2 separate regions of the Homo sapiens genome follow, and region 2 is linked to region 1. A link is a contact called in ENCODE Hi-C data. All regions are on one chromosome and are shown on one strand. Each heading gives the region's core, a stretch centred on a gene start or an enhancer-like site at or near the end of the contact. The rest is flanking DNA. Distances are from core to core; before and after follow the strand shown. Region 1 overlaps LYPLAL1 (lysophospholipase like 1). Region 2 overlaps LOC105372926 (a long non-coding RNA gene).

Region 1 (2,700 bases), core at 118-2,617:
TATAGTTTTCATATGTATTTTGTCTGCATACATTGAAAACTGTATCAAACAAGGTTATAATTTTTGTTTTCAACAGTCAACCATATTTTAAACAGCTTAAGAGGAGAACAATAGTTTATTGTATATACTCAGTTGTGGTCTATTACAGCATATAAGTGTGTTTTGATTAAATTGTGAATTACCATTTTGATTATAAGGTATCCCTTTTCCTCAACTGTATTTAATAGATGTTTTAAATCAGCTAAGGTAGGGGCATAGTCAGTAAAAGTCAGCAATTAGTTTGCTGTGTTGATTTAGATGGAAAATACTGCTTTTTTTTTTCACTGTGGTAATTTGGACTCTTTAAATGAAGTGCCCAATAAAGATTTTTATTTCTATAACATGCTTTAGCTATATTTACAATTAGAGATTTTCTTAGTTTGTGTTTATTATTAGAATTTCCATTTAAAAATAATTTTTAACAAGCCATTTATGATTTATATGATAATATAGTTTCTTTTGGTGTTTTAAAAAATTCTAAAAGTAATAAGATTTGCATAGTGCCTATACTTTTAGATTCACTGTTTTTCCACACAAAGTCCATGTTTGTATTTTTCAGTAAATATGTATTCTAAAATAAACTAGGCACTTTTTATTTAGGCATAGTAAACCATGAATTCCTCTTTACTCCATCACTTAGAATTCCTATCTGAAGCATGATAGTAGGAGAGCCCTCTCCTGATAACAGTATATCTGTACTACAAGTATGCTAGTAAGGAACCCTACTAAAAACAGCTATTTTGAAGAAATAATGTACTTCTTTGGTAAGTATTAGGTATGTTTAAATAGGTACTAGTATGGAAAAGTTTTCTTAGATATGATTTTTTAAAAAAGAAACAAAAATGGACTGTTTTCTACAAATCACAGTGTAGATTTTATAAGAGTTAAAGTCAAAATATATTTGGAGCAAAAATAAAATAATTTTAGACATTGTTATTTCTGGCTGGCACAAATTATTCCCAAGTGGCACAAATGATTACTGAAATTTATTCAGCAAATATTTAGCATCTATTCTATGTCAGGCTTTGTTCTTAGCACTGGGTATGTATCTGTGGAAAGAATGAAGTCCCTGCTCTCAATGAGCTCATGTAGAGACAGAAAATAAAAGGGAAATTAAATGTAATAATTTCAAATAGTGATAAATGGTATTAAGACTGGGGATAGAGAGTATATGTGTGTGTTGCAGGGTAAAAGGGAGGTATACTTTCAGTTGGAGAGTCAAAGAAGCTCCCCTGAGAAGGTGACACTTGAGCTGAGACCTAAATGAACAGTCGGAGCCCACCATGCAGAAATGTTGCAAAGAGCCCTCTAAGTAGTGGGGATATCAGATGCAAAGCCACTCAACTAATAATAAGCTCGTACTATTTGAAGAAAAGGAAGTGACAAATGTGACTGGAACCTAGTGAAGGGTGGGAGAGAGAAGTGGTATGAAATGAGGATAAAGAGGAAGACTGGTGCCAATTTGTTAACTTAAAGGTTATGAATGAACTTTCGATTTTATGACTTTAAGGCAACACAGATCAAAAACAACTTGGTATCAAGCTGAATGTCAACTTTTTTTTTTTTTTAACCTTGGACATTTTATTCTAGCTTAATATTTTACCAATGTGTAATGGGTTGGTTGATTGATTAACTTAGGAACCACACAGATGTTCTTTGCCAAACATATTTATTTATTGTGGTAATGTCTGAGGAGTTTTATACCAGCTAATAAAGTGATTTATTTGAGGAAGAAGGTGAATGAGTATAACATATGTGATAGTTTTTAGCTGTTTAAAAAACAAACTTTTATATTTTATTTAAATGTTATTCTAACATTTTAGGAGATTTATACATTCTTGTTTATGCTTTCTTAGCAAGAAAGTTCTAAATTATTTTTGTCTCGTTAAATTTTCTCAATTACTCCATTTGAACAGAATTTTAATTTTCTTAGCTACCACATTAGTAACATACTTACATTGGGATTCTACTTCTGCTGAGCATCTATCTCTAATTAAGGCATTGTCAAAGAAAAAAGTTAAGTGAATGCCACTTTTTTCCATTAATGGCTGAGTTCCCAGAATGATTCACATTTTAGCCTATGATATCATCCTTATTTAAGTATTTAGACAGACAAATAAACACAGAAATAGCAGAGTAAAATGAAAAGGGAAGTAGAACAATTCAGAAGGGTAATAGGCTCATTTGAATTTTAAAGTGAGTGTTGTATTTTTGATATTTTGATTTAGAACTTCACTGTGATTTTAGTGACAGTTTGACTACAATTTGAGGTTTCATTTTGTCTGACAATGACTATTTGGAAAGCACCTACTCTCATTTTCAGAGTAATGAAAATGAGTAACTCAAAACTAGTTAAGAAGCTAGTTTTGAGAAGGGATTCTGGGAGGAGGAAGGTTTGAATGCTTTCTGCCTTCTCTCCCCTTCTGATTCTAATTTATCTACCTTTCTAGAGCCACACAGCTTCTGGGGTCAGAAGGCATATGGGGTTGTGAGATAATTTATGCTTATTGGAGTCCTAGTATAGAGGTGGTGCAAGATTTTATCTTTTCTGCAGCAGTTGAAAGCCTGGATAAAGAGCAATGAAGGAAAAGCTCAGTCTGCAAAAATCTGCCCTCCTCATAGGTTTATGTCATAAAATGTAATTCTCAGACAATAATGCAA
Region 2 (2,775 bases), core at 171-2,670, 610 kb after region 1:
TAGTTTGCATTAGGGTTCATTCTGGGTGTTTTCTATTCTACAGGTTTGGACAAATGTATAATGACATGCATCCACCAATATAGTATGATTCAGAGAGTTTCCACTGAATAAAATCTATTTTTATTAAGTTGGCATACAATAAATGAATTAAGCATCATAACAGCACAGTGTAGTGGGGAAAGCTGAGACTCTGGAGTCAAGCAAGCCAGGATTCATGCTCTGCTTCTATTACTTACATTGTTGTGGTTAAGGCAGGTTACTCTCTGAGATTCTGTTTTCTCCTCTGTAACATTAGAATGATTATACTTACATGAGTCAATAAGAATAAAATGAGAAAAAATGAAATAACAAAAGTTAACACACTTGGTACAATGTCATAATAAATAGCAGCTAGCTACTCCCATCCTTGATGTATATCCAACCATAACTGCGATCCCATCATTAACAGGTTCTGACATTTTTGACTTGTCTTCATTATTTTCTTGTTTATAATAAGTGGCAAACAATGTCAATAGCCAGCTCAGTTACCCATAATAGTTGCAATATTTAAGCAACACCAAAATAATATGTCAAATTATAAAGACAAATATCTCACACAAAATGGGAGAAAGAATTACTGGAAAGAAATGAGAGGTAAATTCATAACTTCCACAGTGCATTATCTGAGAGAAGAAAGTTTTGCTGTGATTTAAATCTTAATAGGTAATTTAAATATAGATGTATAACATTATAAAAGTGCATTTCATTGAGTTATAGAATTTCAGCATTGTTAAGTCCAAATCGTTATCAGATACATGAATATCATTAAAAATGCTTTTTACTTTAATTTACTCATTAGAGCACTTTTTGAAAAGGCTATTTAGGAATCCCTGAGTAAGCAAAATGGTCACAACCCAAGAATAAGAGGTTAGAAGTGATAAAGGGAGGTTATCTTCAGAGAATCCTCTCCATTTATAGGTACTAAGCTCTGAATGGGTACATAACACTATAATAAACCTTCAAAAGAGATGCGTTGGAAGAAACATACAAATTTAAATCTAGTAGTTGCTCACTAATGGGCCAAGGCAATTGGAGAGAGATGCTGTAATAAGAGATAAAGTTCAATCAGCTCCTTTAGTCCAGAATTTTTCAAAGCGTAATCCACAGTCCAACTGTACCTAAATCCTCTAGGGACAGAGAGTGATGGTGGTAGACACTGAAAATGCAATGTCTTAAACTCCATCCTAGAACTCTGAACAGAATCTTTGAAGATGGTTGTGAAATTAGCATTTCTCAAAGTCATTTTTAATAAATTCTGAATGTGAAACCAGACTTGAAATGTGAAAGGAAGTGAAAAGACAAAGCTGGATACTCATCATTGAAAAAGAGGCAAAGTAGATAATGTGCTAATGGAAAGAAAGAGGAAAAGGAAAATTCAGTCATCTTCATGTGATGTGTCATAACGTATCATTAAGAAAGCACCCATATGACTCATTCCCAACTAAACTGCATCTGAGAGAGTCTCACTCAAAATATTACCCTACTCTTCTAAAATGATTCCCAAAGTTTAGCCAAATTTAAAATGGAAGGCTGGAGGCAGGGAATATTTATTTTCTCTAATATATTGCTTTCACACTCAATGTCATATTTCTCTTAAGACTTGAAGGTCTTTAGAGAAAGAAAAGCCTAGTGGAAAACCAATATTGTTTTGTATTAATGCATCTTTCTAGAAAACAAATTAACTCACATTCAGTCACATAAAGATAAATTCTTCAGGAAAGATTGTCAAGAAATAATAGTAGGCTGGGCATGGTGACTCATGCCTGTAATCCTAGCACTTTGGAAGGCCAAGGCGGGTGGATCACTTGAGGCCAGGAGTTCAAGACAAGCCTGGACAAATGGCAAAACCCTGTCTCTACTAAAAATACAAAAAAACAATTAGCCAGGCATGGTGGCTAACACCTCTAATCCCAGCCACTCAGGAGGCTGAGGCAGAAGAATTGCTTGAACCTGGAATGCGGAGGTTGCAATGAGCTGAGACCACACCACTGCACTCCAGCCTGGGCGATAGAGGGAGATCCTACAAAAAAAAAAAAAAGAAAGAAAAAAAAAAGAAAGAGAAAGAGAGGGAAAGAGAGAAAGGAGAGAGAGAGGGAGGGAGGGAGGAAGGAAGGAAGGGAGGGAGGAGGGAGGGAGGGAGGGAGGGAGAGAGGATAATTGTTTAATATAAAATAATTTTCTTAAATTTCCAGAAAAAAGAATGAGCACTCTCTTCCAGTTCCTTGAGAGACATGGAAACTATGATGTATTTTCTTACCAAAGGGTAAGTTCCTCCTACTCATTTTATCCTAACAAAGCTCCCAAGGAGCTAACTTGAAAATGTTGTCACAAGTTAAAGTATTTTTAATTCAGACCGCACATGAAATGGAGTTTGTAATTTCATCTTGGTCATTAGATCATGTAATCTTATACTTTTCAATTGCCTCTTTGCGTTTTTCTTATTCCTACACCTTCATCTAAAGCCTAAACCACAAGCTGTCTACCTAACTACGGCTGAGGAGATCATTGCCCTAAAATAATGAGATAAAATTTGAGATATAGAAAGTATGACAGAATTCTAAGAAATTGGAGGTATAATATCTGCCTGAGGTAATCAAGAAAAATTTCATGAAGAGGAAGAATCCTGATAAAAAGTATACATTTCATATGTAAACACATGGACACAGGGAGGGGAACAACACACACTGGGGCCTGCTAGGGCGGGGAGTGCGCAGGGTGGGAGAGCATCAGGGAAAT

What was found. A loop is a pair of places that touch in the nucleus more often than their neighbours do. Pooled maps may share reads with other maps.
Region 2: a loop to region 1 is called in a map with no recorded cell type, with 6 times the contacts of the local background. The contact joins two enhancer-like sites. A Hi-C loop is called at or near these places in 5 of 37 single-sample maps with no recorded cell type and 3 of 50 pooled maps.

Annotation. Positions count from the first base shown.
Region 1 is chr1:219,187,089-219,189,788 of GRCh38, forward strand. The region is part of intron 2 of LYPLAL1 (lysophospholipase like 1); the gene reads left to right. Among named protein-coding and RNA genes, the nearest start is that of LYPLAL1, 15 kb to the left of the region's middle. Within about 2 kb of position 1,368, at least 4 of the 41 ENCODE cell types and tissues checked have a DNase peak (open chromatin) inside an H3K27ac peak, as active enhancers do.
Region 2 is chr1:219,797,016-219,799,790 of GRCh38, forward strand. LOC105372926 (a long non-coding RNA gene) reads right to left here. Exons shown (of 6, transcript XR_001738473.2): 3 at 237-283. Among named protein-coding and RNA genes, the nearest start is that of SLC30A10, 130 kb to the right of the region's middle. Within about 2 kb of position 1,421, at least 3 of the 41 ENCODE cell types and tissues checked have a DNase peak (open chromatin) inside an H3K27ac peak, as active enhancers do.